Regions from separate parts of the Homo sapiens genome. Here region 2 is linked to region 1. Evidence: read pairs that join two places in POLR2A ChIA-PET (ENCODE). Cell type or tissue: PC-9. All regions are shown on one strand. Each heading gives the region's core, and the rest is flanking DNA. Links, peaks and the distances in the headings are about the cores only.

Region 1 (5,379 bases), core at 20-5,019:
CATTCCACTGGTACCAACCACTTGGCCAAACTGATGGCTGCTGAGGTTTAAAACTGAATCTCTGGCCTGGTGAAGATATGGCCTTTGAGTAACTTAGACCAGGGCACATTTATCTGTTTTTCATTAACAATTTTAACTAAATAGAAATATAATTCTGTTAGCTCTTCTACAGGTCTACTTAAACTTTGAAAGATGAGATTGTTCAAAAATGACACGAGAAAATCACCCATCACCACTAAGTTAAAGACTTGAATATGTGAGAGTTCCAGAGCCTCAAACTCCTACTACAGTCACTGATCCATAACATTTTCCTCTTGCAATGGACTCCACGCCAAAGTAGCTCAGTCTTGCGGCATGTTTGTGCACCAAAAAGTAGGTTTCGAAAGATCCAGCACTAGTCATCACTGTCACTGCCAGACTCACTCAACTGCAAGTCATTTCCTATTTAAAAAAAAAAATAAAGTAAAATCATAGAATCAAACAAAAGTACAGAATTTAAAAATGACTTCCTCATAATTTTTTGTTAATTGCCTTGGCTATCACACTACAGTAAAACCTTGTTAATTCAACTTAGGGAAGAAAATCAAATTGGCTCACTGAAACAAAATGGTGCTTTTGGTTATCTACAAAGCACAACAATACTGCATATTAGGGTAGAGCAAAGGAGAAGTAAGCTGGATAACTTTTAAATGGTTTAATAAATAGCAAGAAAATATTTAAAATATGTCTGGGCGCAGTGGCTCACGCCTGTAATCCCAACACTTTGGGAGGCCAAGGCAGGGAGATCATTTGAGGCCAGCAGTTGGAGACCAGCCTGGCCAACGTGGCGAAACCCCATCTCTACTAAAAATATAAAAATCAGCCACGTGTAGTGGGACATGCTTGTAATCCCAGGTACTTGGGAGGCTGAAGCAGGAGAATCGCTTGAACCCAAGAGGTGGAGGTTGCAGTAAGCCAAGATTGCACCACTGCACTCCAGCCTGGGCGATAGAGTGAGACTGTCTCAAGGAAAAAAAGAAAAAAGAAAAAAAAAAAAAAAGAAAATATTTAAAATAACTGATCACCATTCGGAAGAACTGATCACATTAAGTTGCTTTATAAAGGCAACTTAAGAAAATATCCGGTAGGCTTCCCATTAAGAAAGGTGAATACTGTTAACACCAGTAATATGCTAATGCAGTATCTGCTCTGGCACACCTCTGTCCAGGATAGTCACGTTATCTTAAATTTCAAATCTGAACTAACGTGCTTTACAAAACCCCAGATTCCTGTTTACTAGGCAGAATTTAGAAGAATATAATTACTTAACATTTCAATCTAATACAATAGGAATACATATAACAGAACCCCAGTTGATACCACTTGTAGCAAAAGTGATTTTCTTTATTTCCAAATTGCTAATCTCTAGGCCAGTTCTCCTCAAAGTCTATTCTGAGGACTCGGGGTTCCATGAAACCCTTTCAGGGGGGTCTGATCCTGAGGTCACCCCTTTTCTAACTACCTAGAATGCCAGATTTTCTTCATATACTTCAGTCTCTATGTTAAAGATGGGGCATATAATGGCAATGTCTTGAGATATTTTTGGTTGTCATGGGGCTGGGGAGGTGGGAAGAGACTGGTACTGGCATCTAGTGGGTAGACGTCAGGGATGCTCTTAAACATCCTACAATGTGCAGGACAACCTCCCACAAAGAAGACTTATCTTGCCCAAACTGCCCATAGTGCTGAGGTTGAGATTATCTCTGCCTGGTCCACAATAGTTGGATTAACTAGGTTAACTTCCCCACTGTTACCTCTAGACCTTCCAACTTCCTTAAAGGAAGGTGTACCAAGAGAGAACATTCATCAGGGTTCCAAAAAGAGAAAAGCATAGAAAATTAGCCCTCTGTTCACCTTCAAAACAAATAAATTTTTGTTCTTGTTTTCCTGTTTTACTTTAGTATCAACTGCATTAAAACACACCGAGGCCAGGCATGGTGGTTCATGCTTTTAATCACAGCACTTCGGCAGTTGGGGAAATTACTTGTACCCAGGAGGAGTTCAAGACCAGCCTGGGCAAAACAGTGAGACCTTGTCTCTACAGAAAATTTTAAAAATGGCTGGGTATGGTGGCTCATGCCTATAATCTCGGCACTTTGGGAAGCCGAGGTGGGTGGATCACTTGAGTCTAGGAGTTTGAGACCAGCCTGGGCAATGTGGCGAAACCCTGTCTCTACCAAAAAAAAAAAAAAGGATCATGCCGCTGCACTCCAGCCTGGACAACAGATCAAGACTCTGTCTGAAGGAAAAAAAAAAAAAAAAAAGCCACCACACTGTCTGGGGACAGTGGATTCTTTTTTATAAAAGTTCAAGATAGGCAGGCATGGTGGTTCACACCCATAATCCCAGCACTTTGGGAGGCCGAGGCAGGCAGATCATTTGAGGCCAGGAGTTGGAGACCAGCCTGGCCAACATGGCAAAACCCCATCTCTACTAAAAATACAAAAATTAGCCAGGTGTGGTGGGACATGCTTGTAATCCCAGGTACTTGGGAGGCTGAAGCAGGAGAATCGCTTGAACCCGAGAGGTGGAGGTTGCAGTAAGCCGAGATTGCACCATTGCACTCCAGCCTGGGCGACAGAGTGAGACTCTGTCTCCAGAAAAAAGACCAATGGGCAGAGAGCAGTATGGTGGCAGGTAGCTCCCCGAAAGTCTGGTATAAAAGCAAAAACAGCCTATCTGTTCATGTTTTAGTGTTTTCTAGAATTCACAAACACCGGTATGAGCCAGTGGGGAATAGAAATAGAAAGAACAGATTTTTCATCTCATTTCCCTTTTTTACTGTTTAGTAACTCACACCTTTCTGCTCCAAACTATTTTTAACAAGATCCTCTCCCATGCCTTAAACATCTTTAGGTTTGTAAGTTCTGGCACAGGATAAATAGAAGCTGCACCTATGGCCCTCTCTCAGCCATAAAAAGGAGTACACACTTACTGAGGGTGTTCATGAGCTGGTTGCTTCCTTGTGGCCGGCTGGTTCCATTGGCAACGGCAGGCCTACTGTTGTAGGGCTGCTGGTGTGAAGGCTGCGGAGGAGAGGCTGGGCCATTGTCCTCGCCTCCACTGCTGGAGCTATCGTCATCACTTCCCGAAGAGCTCTCAGAGTCTGAAGAGCTGCTCCCACTGCTGCTGCTCATTTGTTCAATAATGTCAACTTCAGCCCTCAGCTCTGGAATAAAGGATATGACATGGATCAGCACAGCAGCCCTTTTCAAGGCAGTGCATTGGAGCTTCTATAAATAGTAAATCAGCAAAACCAACAGCAATAAGAAATAATTTAAAACAAAGTCCTACTTCTCAATACCTTAAAAAATGTACAAACAAAATTACCAAAACAAAAACACAGCCTGTTTCCAGAGACACAATGGAAACATTAAATTCACTCAAAATAAATAAAAAGCAAGACTGTTTCAGAATAATGGCTGTTCTGTGTAAGAAATGAATTAAGTCCATTTGCCTTTATCTACTAAAAGAAAAATTATGAATATTATGAACTATGGGATAAAACCATAATTCCCACATAAGAGAAGACAAATATTATGTAAAGTGGTTGAAAAATATTTGACTAGGAGTTGGGAGGTCTGAGTGCTTGTTTTGGATTTACCTCTAACCAGCAGTGACACCTAGGTAGAAGTCAATGAATTTTCCAAGCCACTCTGGAAAAATGAAAACCAGACAGCCTCTAAGGTCCTTTCCAGCTCTCATGTCCCATAAATAAATGGAGGTTTGCAGGAAGAACCATGGTGACTAAATAAAAATGGTAAAACAATATTCTTCCTCTTCACTCTTTACATATTTGACTGACAGCCATGCCTGTCAGGTACTGCATTTTTTACAGATATAAAATATCAATGTTAACTAACCATTTCAAGAAAGGCGCCAGATTTTCCTGTCTAGGCATACCATGTGGCCTTAAATGGCTATGGCTCCTTTAAGCATAATTGGCAACAACTAACCACTCATGCTCTGATTCCTATTCAACCTAAGTGAAAACTTCCATAACAGCATTCCAGTATCCATGAGGAAAAAAAAAAAGGGACAAAACAACTGTACACAGTGCAGAGTGATGTCTGCAGCCGTTCTACAGGGTGGAAAAGGCAAATTTCCCAGGGACAACTCTTTATGTTTCCCTACTATTATTATGGATTTAGTTATTTTATAAAACTTATAAATATGAAATATGACCTCACAACTTCTAAAGAGTCTGGAGGACTAAAACCATTCATCGTGTGAAGGAGAAAGCCAAGGTAAGCTTTTTTGTCTCAGGTTTGCAGTGGAGAGAACCAAACTGGACCTTTAACTCTTTCTAGGCCAGTATCTGTTTCTATTGGTCCTCATGGCCTCTTTCATATTTACACACTTTGTGTTAGCACAGGACATTTGCTTATGGTATTTTAAAAGGCATTTTAATCCTTTTTTTCCCCCCAAAAAAGAGATGTTATTGCCCAGGCTGGAGTTCAGTAGCTACCAACAGGCACGATCATAGCACACTGTAGCCTCAAACTCCCAACTTCAAGCGATCCTCCTGCCTCACAGTAGCTGAAACTACAAGTGTGCAGCACCATGGTCAGCTCCTCCAGCCTATATACTAATGTAGAGCTCAGAAAGGTTGCCACCTACGCTTAGTTTTCACCTCCAACACCTAGAATCCTTTCTTTCTCCGAAGCCTTAGAGGTGTGCCATATGGAGCTTAGATGGAAGTCATGCTTGTTTAAATCCTAGGCCTCTAAGCAGAATGGCTACAAAGATAGCCACAAACTCAAGTCACTATTCCAGGACTCACCCTTGTCAAATGAGGTAAGTGGCAGAAGCCCCCACCCTCCCCATCTCTGAACAGTGAGCTCTGCAGACATTTTTTTGATGGCATTGAATGCCCCAGCCACTGTATCAATACAGCAGCCATGTGATCTCCACAAGAAAATTCAGCACTCTACTCCAAGTTGCTATCATGGATCCAGAAAATGTTCTCTACCTCTTTTGATGTCATCCAACTGAGGTTCAGGTGAGGGGTTATCTTTCAAGGGAGAAGTTTTGGGTCCAACTGGAGGCTTCGTTGGAGCTCTGAATGGCATAGGTGGTGGAGGTGGTGGTGGCTGTGACGTCTGTGGAGGACGAGTGGGCTGCTGTTCCATTCGGGCCTGGATTTTACTGCTGCCCTCAGCTCTGAAAGGAGATACAGACATTAAATTAGCAGGGCAAAAATAGTGGTTCTCAAATTTGTCCAGGTGACTGAAAACTCAGAAGTCTCTGTAGAACCCCATGTTCTTTCCAGACCACTTCAAAATACTGATACTTGTAATTTTGTCATGTGAGCTATTCATTCAACATTTGAGTGTCTAC
Region 2 (5,379 bases), core at 294-5,293, 98 kb after region 1:
CGGATGGAATTGCAAGTTTTGTTGGAGCTAATTTCCAAATATAACCTAAATCAACTCCAGTCCATCTCCCCACTACCATCGGACCCCAAGCCCAGGCAGCCACGTCTCTCACTAGGGCCCCTGGGACAGCCTGCTGACCTGTATCCCTACTCCTGCTCTTGCCTTCATGGCCATTTCATGTCCACACAGCAGCCCCAGTGATCACTGAAGCAAATATACTGACTGTGTCATTCTTTGAATTCAGTCCCTTCAGTGCTTCCCATCACTTTTATAATAACTGTAAAAACTTATTATAAAACCTATTATAAAGGCTGGACATGGTGGCTCATGCCTATAATCCCAGCACGTTGGGAGGCCAAGGTGGGTGGATCACTTGAGCCCAGGAGTTCAAGACCAGTCTGGGCAAGGTAGTAAGACCCCATCTCTATTTTTTAAAAATAAAAAATAAAAATTAAAAAGCAAAATAGACTAGCTAGTGATAAAGATAATTGCTATGAAGAAAACAAAACAGGGTAATGAGATAGAGAGGAATATTAATCCATTCTCACACTGTTATGAAGAAATACCTGAACCTGGGTAATTAAAGGAAAGAAGTTGAATTGACTGACAGTTCTGCATTGCTGGGGAGGCCTCAGGAGACTTACAATCATGCTGGAAGGCAAAGGAGAAGCAGGCACCTTCTTCACAGGGTGGCAGGACAGAGTGAGTGCAAGCAGGGGAAATGCCAGACACTTATGAACTATCAGATCTTGTGAGAACTCATTCATTATCACGAGAACAGGATGGAGGAAACTGCCCCCATGATCCAATCACTTCCCACCAGGTCCCTCCCATGACACAATTCAAGATGAGATTTGGGTGGGGATACAGCCAAACTATATAGAGAGGGCTGGAGGACAAACTGTTCCAGATGGGAGTTGGAGAAAGCCTTGCTATGGATGTGACATTTGGGCTGAGATGTGGATGATGAGAAGGAGTCAGGCAGCCGTGCCCTGGAGGAGATAGCGATGCAGACAGCAGAAGCCCTGAGGACAGAGCCAGCTGACAGCCCATGTGGTGCCAGAGGGTGAGCGAGGAGGAGGGGCGGTGAGAGGAGGTGTGAGATGTGGGCACAAGTCAGATGAGGTGGGGCCTGGGAGGCCCCAGGGAAGAGTTTAGGTTTATAAAAGTGCTTTTATAGCAGCCTTTTTATAATAGGTTTTATTTTATTGTTTATTTATTTATTTATTATTTTTTGAGGCGGACTTTCACTCTTGTTGCCCAGGCTGGAGCACAGTGGTGTGCTCTCGGCTCATCACAACCTCCGCCTCCCGGGTTCCAGTGATTCTCCTGCCTCAGCCTCCCGAATAGCTGGGATTACAGACATGCACCACCATGCCCAGCTGATTTTGTATTTTTAGTAAAGACGAGGTTTCTCCATGTTGGCCAGGCTGGTTTTGAACTCCCAACCTCAGGTGATCCGCCCGCCTCAGCTTCCCAAAGTGCTAGGATTACAGGTGTGAGCCACTGCACCTGGCCTAATTTTTTTTTATTTTTTGAGACAGGGTTTCTCTCCTGTCACCCAGGCTGCAGTACAGTGGCGCGATCTTGGCTTACTGCAACCTCCGCCTATGGAGTTCAAGTGATTCTCCCAATTCGGCCTCCTGAGTAGCTGGGATTACAGGTGCCTGCCACCACGCCTGGCTAATTTTTGTATTTTTAGTAGAGACGGGGTTTCGCCATGTTGGCCAGGTTGGTCTCAAACTCCTGATCTCAGGTGATCCCAAAGTGTTGGGATTACAGGTGTGAGCCACCATGCCGGCCTATGTTGCTTTTTTATGTATTTAACCATTTGTCTGTCTTCCCTTGGACTATAAGCTCCACTAGAGCAGATGCTTTGTCTCCTTTGTTCACTGTCATATTTTCACTTGCCAGAGGCTGTCACATAATAGATGGCCAATAAATACTTGTCAGATAAATAAATATTTCTTGTATTTTTAAAATACAAGAAAAATTTCTTAACATTATTTTAAGTTTTATCTTCCAGAGTAAAGTCCTAATAAATACCTTTCTTCACCATTTTAATATGGAATTTTGGCTTCCTTTATAAGTGGATTTATTTAAGTGGCCTTTTCCTGTACCATTTATCTTTGTCTATCTTGCCTATTTCCTTCCTTAGATTTCCTAGACTAATAAGCCATGGATAAGGAAGTGAGGGCTGTGCTGAGATGATTTGTTCTTGGTTAACCCAAGCTGGGTCATGGTGATGAGTCATTTTTCTTCTCGGGACACAGAAGTATTCTCTCCTCCTTAAAATCCCATTCTAGAATAGTGTCTGCAAAATGTTATGCTCATTGATTTGCAGGGTATAGAACTTTCTTTCTTCTTTTTCCCCCCTTTTTTTAGCAAAGGCCGTCACTTCAATAGGATCTTTCTTCTTCTTTTTTTTTTTAATTTTTTATGGAACACTTCACAAATTTGCATGTCATGGTTGTGCAGGGGCCGTGCTAGTCTTCTCTGTATCATTCCAATTTTAGTATATGTGCTGCCGAAGCAAGCACTCTTTCTTCTTTTTATTATTTATTTATTTATTTATTTTTGAGATAGAGTCTTGCTCTGTCACCCAGGCTGGAGTGCAGTGGCGCCGTCTTGGCTCACTGCAACCTCCGCCTCCTGGGTTCAAGCAATTCTCCTGTCTCAGCCTCCCTGGTAGCTGGGACTACAGTCGCATGCCACAGTGCCAGGCTAATTTTTGTATTTTTAGTAGAGATGGTTTTACCATATTGGTCAGGCTGGTCTCAAACTCCTGACCTCAGGTGATCCACCTGCCTCAGCCTCCCAAAGTGCTGGGATTACAGGTGTGAGCCACCGCACCTGGGCTCTTCTTTTTAGTAGAACACTTTTTCCATCTCCAGGATTCCAGCACCATCCTAAATATCTGTAGGTCCTGTAAGACTACAGATATACACTGAAAATCTCTTTCCTGGATTCTCTAGGTGCTGTGGCCTGTAATTCATCTGGGTCAAGAGACAAGTTTAATTCAATTTAGACACAAATAAAGGTTCTCCTTAGAGGGGAGTGGCCACATTGGAAGACAATTTGGCAACACACTGATGTCACTGAATCGCTAAATTAAACAGATGCCTCTTTAATGTGGAGGCTCTGATCCCTTTCAAAGAACTGGCTTCTATAGACTCTTGAATTCTTAGAACCAGTCATTTGGGGTTAAAAAATATTGTTGAAGGGTTTATGGTCTACCTTAAAATTCTCTTCCACCTTGCTATGTGCCATGATCCTTAGGGGTCGCTGGGAAGAGAAGAGAGATTTGGCAGGAAGACCTACGAGCCAGCTTTCCTGCAACACCTTACCATGAGGGCTCTGGGGAGAGGTCAGACATTTACCTGTGTGTGGCCTGCCAGGTGTAAGTGGTCTGCCAATAGGGTTCTGAGGTTAATTTGAGACTACATGCCATCCTAAAGGGGCCAGCCAGCCACTCCTCACATCTTCTCCACACTCTTGCCAATCAGAGATGTCTGCATTTTCATATTAGGTCACTGTTTTCATGTTTAGGTTTTTTTTTTTTCGGGGGACCTTGCTAGTGCAAGGGATGGGGGTGGGGTGTGGTGGCTGCGCACCCATGCATGAGTCCCTCCCCACCCCACACTGCTGCAAGCCTCCTTCATGTTAGTTTTAACTGTTGGCTCAAATTTATAAAGGCTATGTCAGCCAGGCAGCACATACCCCAGGCCTGATCCCACCAGTCGCTTCCAGTTTGCAGCCTCTGACCTAAAGTGCCACGTAAATATCACTGGTGGAGAAAGAGGGGATGCTAGTTATCAGTTTCTTCCGATATTGACACCAGAGTGTGATGTGAATGCAGATTCATTCTTAGTCCAGACAGCAGTTTCTGTTCTAGGAGTTAACAGGTAGTTACGAAGCATTTAATTTAATTTAATGTATTTATTTAGAAACAGGGTCCCTATCTGTTGTCCAGGCTGGAATGCAGTAGTGTAGTCTTGGTTCACTTCAGCCTCAACCTCCTGGGTGCAAGCAATCCTCCCATCTCAGCCTCTGGAGTAGTTAGGACTACAGGTGCACACCACCACACCTAGCTAGTTTTTGTATTTTTTGGTAGACATGGGGTCTTGCTATGTTGCCCAGGCTGGTGTTGAACTCCTGGCTTCAAGCAGTCCTCCCACATTGGCCTCCCAAAGTGCTGGGATTACAGATGTGGGCCAGCACGCCTAGCTCACAAAGCATTAAAAAAAAAAATTGGCATTGCAAGGAATCTTAATTTAAATGGCATTGAAATTTGACAGAAAGGGTCTTAACTTCACAATGAGGGATTGACTTGGCTGCTGCTTTGGGGCACTTTTTTTTTTTTTTTTTTTTTTTGAGTCAGGGTCTCACTCTGTCACCCAGGCTATAGTGCCATGGCACTTCCTTAGTTCACTGCAGCCTCGAGCTCCTGGGCTCAGGGGATCCTCCTGCCTCACCCTCCTGGGTAGTTAGGACTATAGGTACACACCACCACACTCCGCTAATTAAAAATTTTTTTTTGGTAGAGATGTGGGGAGGCTCTTACTATGTTGCCCAGGCTGGTCTTGAACTCCTGGCCTCAAGCGATCCTCCTCCCTTGGCCTCTCAAAGTGCTGGGATTACAGGTGTGAGACCTGGCCTGGGGCCCAGGTTTCATGAGGGCCTGTCTCCCCAAGTAAAGGACTAGGAATTTGTCATCTACATGTTTGGGACCCTCAAACTGGCCCCAGAAATAGTGTATGCATATAGTAGGGGCTGAAAAGTGTACTGAATTAATGTTGCTTTCTGCAGATCTAGATCTAAAAACAAAAAACAGAACAAAAATACAAATGAATTAATGTTGTTGATCACTTTCACTTGCAAACTTCAGTTTAAAAACATTAAATAAAAACTCTTGGCCGGGCACGGTGGCTCTCGCCTGTAATCCCAGCACTTTGGGAGGCTGAGGTGGGTGGATCAGGAGTTCAAGACCAGCCTGGCCAACATGGTGAAACTTCATCTCTACTAAAAATATAAATATTAGCTGGGTGTGGTGGCAGGCGCCTATAATCCCAGCTACACAGGAGGCTGAGGCAGGAGAATAGCTTGAACCCAGGAGGCGGAGGTTGCAGTGAGCTAACACCACCGCACTCCAGCCTGGGTGACATAGCGCGACTCTGTCCCAAAAAAAAAAAAAAAAAAAAAAACTAAACTAAAAAAAACCCCAACTCTTTGGCTGAGTGTGGTGGCTCACGCCTATAATTCCAGCACTTTAGCTTAGCTACTAAGTACAGGTAAAAAGTAGTAAGACTGTGGGATTGAACCAGGGTTGGGATTATGCCAAGTGCTTACAGTGGTCGGGGAGAAGCGTGAGGGAGTTGT

Evidence for each region. Peaks named below come from ENCODE experiments on the same cell type or tissue, not always from the same donor. Only the 100,000 strongest peaks of a DNase experiment are listed, where the experiment ranks them.
Region 2: POLR2A ChIA-PET joins it to region 1 with 6 read pairs; 3 of 35 experiments call an interaction of 5 or more read pairs at or near these places.

The regions. Positions count from the first base shown.
Region 1 is chr3:15,434,171-15,439,549 of GRCh38, reverse strand. EAF1 (ELL associated factor 1) reads right to left here. Exons shown (of 6, transcript NM_033083.7): 4 at 5,012-5,202; 5 at 2,975-3,208; 6 at 1-441. The coding sequence ends at 395. Among named protein-coding and RNA genes, the nearest start is that of EAF1, 9.3 kb to the right of the region's middle. In PC-9, for the core only: no CTCF peak of the experiment used is centred there; no DNase peak of the experiment used is centred there.
Region 2 is chr3:15,336,910-15,342,288 of GRCh38, reverse strand. It overlaps LOC124909348 (a long non-coding RNA gene), which reads right to left and starts at 675. Exons shown (of 2, transcript XR_007095830.1): 1 at 645-675. It also overlaps a transcript of SH3BP5 not described here and the pseudogene RNU6-454P. RefSeq lists a silencer at 3,630-3,679. In PC-9, for the core only: no CTCF peak of the experiment used is centred there; a DNase peak (open chromatin) is centred at 2,208; H3K27ac peaks cover 685 bases.